2 separate regions of the Homo sapiens genome follow, and region 1 is linked to region 2. A link is a contact called in ENCODE Hi-C or POLR2A ChIA-PET data. All regions are on one chromosome and are shown on one strand. Each heading gives the region's core, a stretch centred on a gene start or an enhancer-like site at or near the end of the contact. The rest is flanking DNA. Distances are from core to core; before and after follow the strand shown.

Region 1 (7,012 bases), core at 3,299-5,798, 150 kb after region 2:
CCAGGTAATTAGACAAGAAAAGATCAATTAGAGGCATGAGCGTTGGGTAAAGAAGAGAGAAACTATCTCTATTGCAGTTAACATGATAGTATACTTGGAAAACCCTAGAGAATCACTGATAAATGAATTCAGACAACAAAGTATTTCAACAAAGTAGCAGGGATATAAAGTTAATATGCAGAAATCAAAAGCCTTTGTATACACAAACATAGCCATTGGAAGACATATTATATTGGTAGTGAAAATCCCATTTAAAATAGCATCAAAGGAGGTTACTTAAGAATAAATAAGAAATGTGCAAAAACTGTATGAATAAAACGTTAAAACACTTCTGAAATTTGCAAATTTGAACAAATGAAACAATATTCCTTGTTCTTAGATAGGACGACTTAATATTATTAAGATATCAGTTTTTTGTAGATTACTTTGCAAATTTAACACAATCATCATGTAAATACCAAAATGCTTTTATGATCAAGTTAGACAAATTGATGCTACTGTTCATATGGTTAAAAGAATCATATAAGAATAGCCGGGAAAACACTGAAAAAGTAAAACTATTAATACAAGGGAGAGACAAACCTTACCAGACAGCTAAACATGTATGTTTTAGTTCTTTCTGCTGAGAAGAAGGCCTAGAAATAGTGACACGCCAGTACCAGGAAGTATATCTAACATCAAGACCTTGGTTTTTGGCCGGGTGCCATGGCTCCTGCCTGTAATCCCAGCACTTTGGGAGGCCGAGGTGGGCGGATCACCTGAGGTCAGGAGTTCGAGACCAGCCTGGCCAGTGTGGCAAAACCCCGTCTCTACTAAAAATACAAAAATTAGCCGGGCTGGTGATGCATGCCTGTAATCTCAGCTACTTGGGAGGCTGAGACAGGAGAATCACTTGAACCCAGGAGGTGGAGGTTGCAGTGAGCCGAGATCAAGCCATTGCACTCCAGCTTGGGCAACAGAGCAAGACTCCATCTCACAAAAAAATAAAATTAAATAAAAAGACTTTGCTTTTTAAGTATCATTCTTCAACAAAAGGAATCAGGTGTCCTTGGAAACAGGATTGAGTGTAGGGCTAGAGCAGGCTGAATACAAGATGAGCCCAAAAGTAAAGAAATGCTCACAAAATGACGGGAGCATGTCAAAGGATGCGTGAGTCAACTTGAAGGAGCTCCCAGTGGCCACATTTGGGACAACGTGAGCAAAAAGTACACAATGATAGTAATAAATTCTATCCAGCAGAATAAAATAAACATCAATATGACCATACTGAAATAAAGCAAGTAATTAGGTAAATAAATTGGGAGAGCTCTTGTAGGATAATTCCATTTAACAAACTGTAAGTAGAGGGAATCATGAAAATAGAAAAATCACTTGGCAAACAACACAGAAATGATTGTTACAAGCACAAATGCTAAATTAATGGGCAAAAGTATGAGAAACAGAAGAGTTTCATAGTCTCAAATGATCTCTCCACACGTTATTTAATTACAAAAGAAAAAATTATTACTTTGCAGTGGAGATGCTTGGCAGACACCACCTTAACCAAGTAATCAAAGTTAATATCTCCAATAATAAGACATTGGCCTCACATATATCCTGATGTGATGCCCTGAGAAGGGCACAACCTCTGCGATATTTTTGCCAAAAACGCATGACCTTACTCTAATGATGATGAAACATAAAACCTAAATTGAGAGACATTTTACAGAATGTTTGTCGAGTACACTTCAAAAACATCAAGGTCATCTAAGATAATAAGACTGATTGGAGAAGAAAGGAGGACTGATAATGAAATACAACGTGAAGTGTCAGCCTTGTGAAGATAGATGGAACTGTCAAAAGTACTTTGTTATAAAAACAAGCAATAATAAGAAACTTGGAATGTTTACACTTCTGGAATGCTTCGGAGACAGAAATCAGAGGGTTGCCTAAAAGTAAGAGTTTTGCTGGGGTTAGACAGTTGTGACTATGTAGAGTTTTAATGGTATATAAGTCCCAGTACAGATTTCCAGAAAAATCATTTTTACAATACCTGGTATGTCTACAAATAGATAAATCTGTTATGGTACCAAATCCTGTGCCCTGTTTCTAAGAGAATTTGGCTGTAAAATTTAAGGGTGTGCTGGAAATTACTAAAAAGCAAACAAAACAAAAAATATATAGATGAGTCAAATGGACAGAATATGCCAAGGAGAGCAGAGCAATTGCTCAAGAAGCAGGAAATGGATTTGTCTCACTGTTGTTGCGGGTGACTTTCCAAACACTTTAGGGCAGGAGCCATATCTGTGTGTCTTTTCTCTGAGACTTTTGAACTCTATGCTGAGAGAAGTTCTTGAGTACTGTGCTATTTACTAACTTGTTTTAAGAATTGAGTTTGAAATGCTGTGCACACGTGGTCTTCACATTACATGCAGGTGCCCTGCTTGACCCTCCAGCTCTTTTAGAAAAAAAGGACCTATGAAAATGTCCCCACAAAAAGGTTTTTATAATTATTTTTCAACATTTGAATTTTGGAGACACATGGTAGAAAACTGTGGACTTGAGACTGATGAAATCCGAGTTTTATTTCTGTCTCTGCCACTAGTTACTATTGAGCCATTGCCAAATAATGTTACTTTCTCAGCTTTGAGTTTTGTCTTTCGTGAAATATGAGAGGTTATATCTCTGGGGTGATGGAAAAATCAAATGAGATAGAAAATAGTGGCCAGGTGCAGTGGCTCACACCTGTAGTCCCAGCACTTTGGGAGGCCTAGGCAGGTGGGTCACTTGAAGTCAGGAGTTCGAGACCAGCCTGGCCAACATGGTGAAACCCTGTCTCTGCTAAAAATACAAAAATTACCTGGGCATGGTGGTGCATGCCTGTAATCCCAGCTACTCAGGAGGCTAAGGTGGGAGAATTGCTTGAACCTGGGAGGCGGAGGTTGCTGTGAGCCAAATGCCACTGCATTCCAGCCTGGGCAACAGAGCAAGACTCTGTCAAAAAAGAAAATAAAAAAGAAGAAGGAAGAAAGGTCTGTGGTGTCTGTGGAATCTACAAAGTACCTTACAAATGAAAAGAAAACAGTCATATGTTACTGCTTTTTCTCTAATTAGAAGAGGATTGCATAGTGAAAAATGTTATATGGATGAAGCATGAAACAGCTGTTGGCACATTAAACCATCTTTTTTATAGTATACTTATTACAAAATTCTGTAAGGAAGAAGCTTGAGGATAGTTATCACATCATACAGAGTTGAGACCTGACTCAGCCCTTTAAGAATTCAGCTTTTTTGCAAGGTTGAAAGCAGAGAGTGGGGTTCTGGAGCCTATTTATTTACTAAAATTGTTAACCATCCTGGAGAAACTTTGCAAAACTAAAGTATTTGTTCGTTCTGGTGGAAGGATGAAATGTAGACTATTAAACCAATTTAAATTGTCTCCTGCTGAAACATTGTGAGGTTTTAGGAAGAATGGCTTAAGTGAATGGGTATTGAATTTAATTTTCCTGATACTATGATAATAAAAAATATTTTTAGTCCAATTGTTTGCTCTTTGACTATTAACCAGCAAGGTGATTAAGTCAGACTTTATGCAGTTCAGATGATGTCCTTTGGAACCACTTCATGTGGTTTCAACTAACTAGTTTCATTTCTTGGAGGTGGATGATGCTGGCAGTTTCCCCCTTAATTTTGCATAAAAGGTATATAGTTCCTTAATTACAGACAACTTTCAAAAAGATGAGAGGATAAATCTTTGAGGAAATCACTTTCTTCCCTTTATTCAGATGCCATGAGGGGTTTTTTAAGTTGCTTGGCAGCTTTCTAGATGAGCATTCACTTGTCTGTTTTTAAAACATTCCCTCTTTTTCTGGCCTAAAAAATATGCAAACATGAATTCACTTTGTTTTATCGCATGTGTTTGTGTGTGTATAACTACATATTTCCTAGAGAATTCTATTTTTGTCTTTTTTCTTTCTTTCTTTCTTTCTTTTTTTTTTTTTGAGCCGGAGTTTCGCTCTTGTTGCCCAGGTTAGAGCACAATGGTGCAGTCTTGGCTCATTGCAACCTCTGCCTCCCGGGTTCAAGTGATTCTGCTGCCTCACCCTCTCGAGTAGCTGGGATTACAGGTGCCTGCCACCACACCCAGCTAATATTTGTATTTTTAGTAGAGGAGGGGGGTTTCACCATGTTGGCCAGGCTGGTCTCGAACTCCTGACCTCAGGTGATCCACCCGCCTCAGCCACCCAAAGTGCTGGGATTACAGGTGTGAGCCACTGCGCCCAGCTGAGAATTCTATTTTAATGAAATTATTTTATATAGTTTCCCAGCCAACACTAGTCCATGATATTTTAGGGCAATAAAATTTATTTCTTACATTGTAATTTATTCTAATGCTACACTAAAGAAATTCTTAACAGGAAATAAGGTGGTCTAAATGGGATCTAAAGAAACAGACTCATAAAAATACTCTAAACAGCGATGGTAAACAACTATGTTGCTGAAACTTGTTTCCTTCCTACTTCAAAACCATTTCAGAAACTGCAGGAGTGACCTTTATTTCCTTCTCTGTAGCACACACGACTATAATTTCCCGTGACTATTTATGGTCTGGATAGCCGTTCTCTAACTTCCTTTTTTTTTTTTTTAATGTCAACGGAATACGTGTTTCTTTAATGGAAAATGTTCTATTTTGGGGAAGCTGCTTTTCCTCAGATAAGTAATGGAGTTGGTGCTTGTGTGTTGAAGGGGTTGTACAAGATTGAAGAGTTTTAAATTAGTGGACTGAGAGCTTGAAGTGACAGTCCTGGTGAGGACTCCTAGTAGCCTTTTTTTTTCTCTCCAAGATTAAAAATAACTGCCTGGTATTCTGTATTCTTTTTAAGGATGATTTTATTCTTTTTTTTTTTAACAGATGGCAGAATAGTCCTGAATTGAATGGTGAAAGTTTCAAACCAAAGTGATTGAAATGAGGGAATAGTGTGGTTCATCAACAGGGTTGATCTGGGGGCCAGGGGGAGGCATGGGAGATTTCACCCTTCTAACTCTTGTAGGCAAGTGCTATGTACTGAGCACTGTCTCTTTCCCACCTGCTGCAGCTGCACAGTTGGACATTCGTCATGAATCAGGAGGGTCATCTCTGACTCTTGAGGGTGACACAGTCCGTCCCTTTGGAGTGATTTGGAACCTGATCACAGCAAGGATTTGTTGCCATTCCCCAGCTTTGCAATGTGCATTTAACTACATTTCACAATCACCGTGGAGGATTTTTTTTTTTTTGGGCAATTTTACTTATCTTAGTTATAAAACCATTCTTTATATTTTATCCACGTTTCTTTTTCTTTCTTTTCTTTTTTTTTTTTTTTTTTTTTTTTTTTTGAGATGGAATCTCGCTCTGTCGCCCAGGCTGGAGTACAGTGGTGCGATCTCCGCTCACTGCAAGCTCTGCCTCCTGGGTTCACGCCATTCTCCTGCCTCAGCCTCCCGAGTAGCTGGGACTGCAGGCGCCCGCCACCACACCCGGCTAATTTTTTGTATGTTTAGTAGAAACAGGGTTTCACCATGTTAGCCAGGATGGTCTCGATCTCCTGACCTTGTGATCCGCCTGCCTCGGCCTCCCAAAGTGCTGGGATTACAGGCGTGAGCCACCACGCCTGGCCTTTATCCTCTTTTCACTCTAGCATCTGAAAAGTGTGGCAGCAATATATTATCTTGTTTGTTTGTTTTAATGTAAAATTTATTTAAGTACAATATAAATACAGAAAAGAGGCCAGATCATAAGTGTAGCCCTTGATGCTTCGTCTCAAAGTGAGCACACTTGTGTAACCAGCACCTGGACTAAGAAACAGAACATTACAATATTTGAAACGTTACACGCCGTCTCCTGGATACTGCCTCCTTTCCCTCCCCACCTAAGAGTTACTGCCATCCTGACTTCTGTTACTACAGAGTAATTTTGCCTGACTTTGAACTTTATATAGTTATGGGATCATGCAGTGGGTCTCCTCTTGTATCTGGCTTCTTCTGGTCATTATGTGTTTGTGAGATTCATCCTGTTGATACATGTTGTTTTAGTTCTTTATTCTCATTGCTACATCATATTATGTTGTTTTAATAGAGAGCAAATTATCTCCTGCACTTGTGAAAGCCAGTAAAATGTGCTTTGGACTTTATACTGAAGAGGACTCAAGTCACTATGTGATTTAGTTGCATTGTGATCTAATACCTGTTTTATTACTATAAGAACCATTTATTTATTATTTATTTATTCACCTAATTTTTATAGAGGCAGGATCTTGCTTTGTTGCCCAGGCTGGTCTCAAACTCCTGGCATCCTCCTGCTTTAGCAAAAACTTTTGATTACAAAATAGGAAACTGTTTTTCTCTTCCTTAAGTCAGAATATTAACTTTACCATATCACTTTCTCTTCCACTCCCCGCCAACTATAAAAATAATTGCTTCCCCTTACCTTTGTGCTTCCATAAAAATTGGTTGTATCTCTGTGTTTAATACATATAGATAGCTATTGTGGTCATGATAGTTAGTGAATCACAGATACAAATACTTGCTAATTGAACTCCTTGAAGCCAGGGCTTGTCTTTTCAATTCATGTTTCTGATCCCAGCTTCTAATATGCCTGGTATCAAAGCTTTTAGGTTTCTTGAGGGTTTTTGTGACTTTTCAATGGCATTTTGTTGCGTTTTGTCATTGTAGCCTGAGATTCCTGAACGCCTCTGCGAACAAACTGGAAAGCCTTCCTCCAGCCACGCTTTCCGAAGAGACAAACAGTATCTTACAAGAGTTGTATTTGACAAATAACAGCCTCACAGACAAATGTGTGCCCTTGTTAACGGGACACCCCCATTTGAAGATCCTTCACATGGCCTATAACCGACTTCAGAGTTTTCCAGCAAGGTAAAGGACAGTTGTAAAGCTGCGTTCTGAATTGCATTTCTCAAAGTGTATTCATAGAAAGGTGAAGGCTGAAATATTTATTTCCCAGGTGATGTCAAGTTTGTTTGCTTGTTCCTGCTCC
Region 2 (6,622 bases), core at 3,802-6,301:
GTTACCATTACGCTTTTCAAGAAGGAATAGTCGAGTTTGTTTTACTTAACTGAACATTAAAACATCTGAAGGATTCAGAAGTGGTCTAGTTTATTTCAGTTTTTGTTTGTTTTCATTTTTGTTAGTGGCTGCAATAAGAAATACTGTACATGATTTATTGGGCATATTGATTTAAAAATTGGCAGTATTATTTAAGTGGATAATAAAGTTTTGTCTTAAGGATACTTATTTGGCCTTCTCACAGTTTGAAGGTTCTCAACCTTTTTCTTCTTTGGAAGTCATTTGAGAATTTTATGATTGACTTGGCCTCATGTGTCCTACTTTAGCACATCAGTTTTACTTAAGGTTCATATCATTCTTCATTGACATTAGATATGCATCAGTTTTAAGAAATCTTATAGAATGCTGAATGTTCCATTCCGTGTTCTGTAGTTCAGTGCTCATCAGAATCACCTTAGGATTTGTTAAAACATGGATTGCTGCTCCCCACCCTGAGTTTCTGATTCAGTAGGTCTGGAGTGGGACCTGAGAACTTGGGTTTGTAAGAAGTCCTTAGGTTATATCACTGCTGATCCAAGAACCATGCTTGGAGAACCTCTGCTGTAGTTTGTCAAATTCTTTATTTGCATGTGCTGGCAGCATTTTGATTAAGGAGTCTTCCTTACTGTATACTGATGCATCTCAACAATACACCTTGTGGTCCTTGGATTCCCTCATGCTATATGATACCTCATATCCTCTCCAGCTTCTTGGTTAGTGTGATACATAACACAGTTTTCAATGCCAGTGGAACTCTTAACAACAGGATGCTGCCAGTAACTTTAACCTTCCAGGTTGTGTGTTTCAATGGGAAAAGCATGCATTTAGACATTTGGGTTTATTCTTGAGAACACTGGCTTTGGAATCCAAAAGGCCTTGGCTCAAAGGTTAGCTTTACCACTTATTTGACTATTTGAGTTTGGGAAAACTATGTAACTCTTCTAAATCTTAGTTTCCTTAATTTAAAAATTGTTGAAATTTTATATTTGCCTCATAAGATTTTTGGGAGAGCTTAAGTAAATTAGATAAGGTATATAAAGTGCTCCGTAGATACTCAATAATTGATGGTCTTAGAAAAGTTTGTACATCAGTCTAAATGATTATAACTTTGATGTGGCTTTGGACAAATTTTCTCTCCATTTCATGTCTTGCCTTAATGTGGGTTGCTCACCTAACCTGCCTACCAGGGCCTCGCCATGGACAGTAGACAGGTGTCTGCTTCATCTTACGTGTTTGGAAATGCTATGTCTTGTTCCTGTCTAACCTGGCTCTATCACTGGGCTCTCAGTTTTGGCTCCTGGCTCCACATCAGGCCTTTCCTGCCCTGGTGACCTGTTGCTGCCTGTTTCTCTGACGCTCACCTTCACTTGTGAGAGTCACTGGGTTCTGGAGTGGTTTTGTATTCCTCTTTCTGGCTCCATGTGAAAAACAGTGTGATTAGAGGTATATCTCTACCCTCCCACCTGGGATAAGATGATTTTTTTTTTCCACCAAATTAATTATGTTAAATATGTGTGATTTTAATTTATAGTCAAACTGTCTTCTGCATTTTAAGCTCCAGTTTTAATGCTGCATGTTCATTAGAAACATAGCCTCATGAAGATAACTTTGATTTATTGTATTTTCTTAAAAAGGGCCTATATTCACCAGATTTTCATTAGCTTGGAATACATATGAGAAATTTTTAGCTGTGAGTCTTGCTGATTGGAATGAAGATTCCCCTAAGAAACTGTTTTAGTGACTAATAAAAGTTTTGTAAGAAAGTGCCAGTTGCCTCCATCACAAATAACACTTGGTAGCAGTGTTGGAGGTTCAGTGACTTGTCATTGTTTCACATTCTTTTTTGTTATGGTCATGAATTCTCTGTTGTCCTAAGTCCTATTGTAATATGTTTTCAGCCATACTTTTGATTTCATGCTTTTCAGATGCCAAAGGGGTTTGTCTTTGTTACATATTTACGCAAACACTTCGCTGCCTATTTCCTCTTCACTTTACTGATGCTCCTCTTGCTCAACTGGAGGATGTCTGCCAAGAGGCATGAGTCTGCCTGTGCAGGTGTCTCCTAATCCTGATTTTTGCTTGTATTTGTGAACATGTGGCAAGCCTCTTCTGCTGAACCAAGTAAGGGTTGTGGAGAGAGAACAGAGGCACCAGACATAGACTAAGGTGTAAGGAGCAAGATGTAATAGTTTAACTCAATTGGATTTTTTAATTGGGTGGAATAATTCAGGGTTGCCACACAATATTATCACCTAAAAAGATGTGACTTACTGTGAAGGATTCAATACTAAATAATGGGGCTCTCTCTGCCATATATATTCTTGCTTAAAAGTATCTTAGTACAGTGCAGACATATTATATACAAATTTAATTTACATGAATTCAGCTATATGCACTCCATCTTTTATATTAACTATAAGTGTTATATATGTGACAGAATTCACAAATGAAGGAATTTACAGCAATAATTTCAATAATATGTGATTTTATCCTATTCACTGACTTTAATATCTATCCCTAGGTAAGATAGGGATAAATCTCCTATCCTATAAATTCTTACCTGTAAATTATTTGAGGGAAGGAGAAATAACAAGGGGTAGTGACTCTTGGCGGTGTTAAAGATGGCATAGCAAAAGGCAGTGCAGTGGTAATTTTTGACAGATTAAGATCAGATGTTTTCGGGGCAAAGCGCTATTTGTTTTTTGACTTCCAGTGGTCTGTTTTTTGACATCTGTTTGTGCTGTAGTAAAATTAATTTATTTACTTTTATAATGTTTTAAACACTTAGCCATAGTTTGGGTTGCTTCCAGCTCTCATAAGTAAATCACTTTGATGAGAGTTTATGAGAATCTTTAAATAATTTAGGGACCAATAAAATACTGTTCTTGCCAGAAGATAGAAATGATACCCATCAATGGTACTCATGCTAAAACTTAGTGAGTTAAAAGTATTTGTTTTCAGAGTTTTAAAAAAAAAAAAAAAAGATGAGTCACGTATAGTTACTAGGTCTTGATTCTGCTCCCCACAAGCCTTTCTTTTTTTTTTCTTTTTTTTTTTTTTTTGAGACAGAGTCTTGTTCTGTTGCCCAGGCTGGAGCACAGTGGCGTGATCTTGGCTCACTGCAAGCTCTGCCTCCTGGGTTCACGCCATTCACCTGCCTCAGCCTCCTGAGTAGCTGGGACTACAGGTGCCCGCCACCATGTCTAGCTAACTTTTTTGTATTTTCAGTAGAGACGGGGTTTCACCATGTTAGCCAGGATGGTGCCGATCTCCTGACCTCGTGATCTGCCCGCCTTGGCCTCCCAAAGTGCTGGGATTACAGGCGTGAGCCACCACACCCAGCCCACAAGCCTTTCAATAAATGCTATATTGTAATGGTTATTGTAACAAGAAGCTATTGTGCAGCACTCATGAAATGAGTATCTTTTCTGATCCATGAATAGCACTATTAAGGGGACACCTGAAGCCTTGAAGAAAAGCTTTTCTTTTGCCCTTTTTTCTTGATGCATTTTTTTTTTTTCTCTTAGAATAGCTACCAGTTTATGTTTGGAATACAGCCTAATAACTTGTGCCTTAACCTAATTAAATCATGTTTCTTATGGGGTGAAATGATTGACTGTAGGCACAACAGTCCACATAATGGAAGTAAAAAAGCAATACGGAATTTATAGTTGACTTTTAGAGAACTTATACTTCTCACAATTTTGGTCTGGTCTCTCATTCAAGAAAGGGCCTGAGAATGAGAAGAAAGATGGCCACAGCAAGAAAGGGCCTAGTGTCTGCCACCTGGCTAGGCAGAGCTGAAGCTGCTGGCTACAGCTCAGAGCACTTGTAACTCCAGACCCAGGCTCATGGCCTCCAAGGTTGTGCATTTTTAAGATTCAAGACGATGGGGAGTATTTTGAAGTTATTCTCATTCTCTGATTGTACTTTCCTCCTCCTAGACTTCACATGGGGCAGACAGTGGGGTATGTCTAAAGCAGTGGTTCTCATGAGCATTTGGCAACATCTGGAGACTTTTTCATTGTCACAAATAGAGGGATTACTTTGACATTTGTCATTGGACAGTGAAACATCCTACAATACACAGGATAGCCTCTCAGGAAAGAATTATCTGGCCCCAAATGTCAATAGTGAGAGTAAAAGAGGAATGTAAAGTTTCTACTATAATAGTTTCATCCCAAAGGCTAATAGAAAGAAAGCAGGGACAGAATTCTTATTTTAGGCTTGAGGAGGGTAATAGAAGTTGGTGTACTATAACTCATGGTAGGTTTTGTAGCCATACCCATAAGCTGTCATCTTCAGAAGGAAGAGAAGTTTAAGGGCTAAGTTTGTTCCAGTGAAGGCCAACTTGCAGTTAAGTGAGTGGTGCAAAATCAGAAACTGCTAAAGCCACACATTTGTCTGTGTGCTGAAGAAATGGGAGAATTATCACTAATAAAACCTCATGTTGTTTGCAGATATATAACCTGCTTCAGTACGTGTTAACGTTTTGGACTATTTGGTCATTTCATTTAGTCCTAATTGAACTTTTTGAGAGTGAATTGGAACAGAGCACAAGCTAGTTTCACTGACACTTAAATCAACAGAAGATTATGGGGATCCTTTTTTGAATTCAGTAATTGTGGTTTCCTTTTTGACGTAGTTGCCGTAATTGAGAAATTGAAGCATGGTCTGTTCAGGGCAAAATGAGTCATAAAATCAGAAGATATATAGATATTTGTGGAAAAAAAGATTAATATAGCATAAATGCTAGAGGAGGGGAGAATAATTTGAAAAACTCCTTATTTATAACGAAGGCAATTAAATCATAGCTCCAAAATTAGGTTGTTATAAAACATAGAAAACCAGATAATTGGTATGTTTTTCTGTTTGACTCTCAATTTTAAAGGACTGTAATTGATGTATTGTTTATATTGTTCACTAAATACAGTGTTTGGCTGATAGGGAGGGAATAGAGAATGCATGTGATCACTCAGAGATATTCAGTGCTTCTCCCCCAAAACAATTATAGTGCCGTGGCTGCCAACAGTGATGTCACAGTCAGTAGATAAAGAGCCATTTAAGACTCTCTGTATCATCCTCAGAAGGACAGGGAGAATTTATGTAACATCTGAAGCAGTGTTAAGATTCCTGCTGTGTTCATCATTCAGGAAAGGAGAGAGTACTGTTTATAGAGGGAGAAGCGGTTGCTCTGTTTGTTAGAGCAAAAACAAATTCAAAGCAGTACCTTGGGACTGAAATAGAGAAATAAGGCTGGTTTCTCTACCTTTGTGCTGTGGCTATTAGAGATGGTGTTGGGCAAGATTGATCTACCTAGATTGTAAATTTTAGTACTGTTTATAGATTAGTAACATCCTTCTGGGGAGAAGAAAATGGCATTAATATAGACTTAAATTGTTTGTGGAAAAAAAGTTTCCTTACAGGCAAGAAAAGCGTAACATGAAAGTAGTTTTCCTAATGCCAAAGGCTTTCTCCGCTGCCCACTGTGCTGTTTTGCCAAAATTTTGGCATTGTTCTTTTCTCGGGTCATTACCGTTCATGCTGGATTTGGGGCCTAAGTAAAAAAGGAATATGCTGTCGGTTTAATTTTGGAGGTGAGGAAACCATGCCATCGTTTGGTATGGCAGGAGTGGGCCATGCAGGGGGAAGAGTGGTAAGCTGAACTGAATTGTATTTGAATATTTTCAGTCCATAGCCAAGTGCCTGACCTGCAACAAGTGCTTAATCAATAACTGTAATAATCATAGGTAGATACACATAGGGAGATGACTACTTCCTAAATATATCTCTTATCACCCTCTTTGACTTTCTATCCCTGCCTTAACTCAAGATTGTCATTAATTTCTTGTAGTCAGTTTAACCAGTGATAGCCTCTAGTGTGGTCCCTCAGTTTCTAGTCCCTTCTGCACACTGATGCCAGAGCATCTTCCTAAAAGAGAGACATTACATTTCTTAATATAGGCGTCTGTGGCTAATGCTCACAGGTAAAAGTCAGTTTTTAAAGTGTTCCTTGCAGTGTAAGGAGTAATAGGCATTTTAAAAGATAAACATCTTTATTCTATGTCTACAAGCCCTCTCCAGCAGACGGATGAGTCTGATGCTTCCCATATCTTGAACTTTATGAATGGAACCATCAAGTTGGTTATCATTTATTATTATCACCATCTTGTTGTAGTATCACCATTTTGTTGTTGTTATTGTTGTTTTGTTTTGTGATCCTTAACTATCATTATTACTTTTGGTTGAGAGTTAAGTCCATGGAATCAGACTGTCTTGGCTGTTTTATTTCCTAGCTCTGTGACCTTGGGTAAGTTACTAATCTCGCTGCCTTATTTTCAAAGTTACTGTTCCCATTGTCTTTGCTTTTTGCAACAAACTTTTCATTTAAACATCTGATTTTCTTGATCAATATTAAGGAGAAAAAGTCATCTGCAATTTAAGAATGCTGTTTACAAAGCAAATGAATAAAAAATCATTGACTTTTTTTGTATCTACACTTAAAGGCTGTCCTAAGCTCTTGCTTTTAATAGTAGCTACACTTAGTAGAATGATTTTGGTAAAAGGTTCACAGTCTGCTCTG

Evidence for each region. Hi-C counts contacts between places; a loop is a spot of excess contacts on that map. ChIA-PET counts read pairs that join two places held with the same protein, here RNA polymerase II (POLR2A). Pooled maps may share reads with other maps.
Region 1: a loop to region 2 is called in a pooled map, with 2.0 times the contacts of the local background. The contact joins two enhancer-like sites. A Hi-C loop is called at or near these places in 4 of 50 pooled maps. POLR2A ChIA-PET finds 5 or more read pairs at or near these places in 2 of 52 experiments (GM10248 and WTC11).

Annotation. Positions count from the first base shown.
Region 1 is chr18:62,935,028-62,942,039 of GRCh38, forward strand. It overlaps PHLPP1 (PH domain and leucine rich repeat protein phosphatase 1), which reads left to right. Exons shown (of 17, transcript NM_194449.4): 11 at 6,691-6,891. Among named protein-coding and RNA genes, the nearest start is that of PHLPP1, 220 kb to the left of the region's middle. RefSeq lists an enhancer at 6,960-7,012. Within about 2 kb of position 4,549, at least 2 of the 41 ENCODE cell types and tissues checked have a DNase peak (open chromatin) inside an H3K27ac peak, as active enhancers do.
Region 2 is chr18:62,780,145-62,786,766 of GRCh38, forward strand. The region is part of intron 1 of PHLPP1 (PH domain and leucine rich repeat protein phosphatase 1); the gene reads left to right. Among named protein-coding and RNA genes, the nearest start is that of PHLPP1, 68 kb to the left of the region's middle. Within about 2 kb of position 5,052, at least 7 of the 41 ENCODE cell types and tissues checked have a DNase peak (open chromatin) inside an H3K27ac peak, as active enhancers do.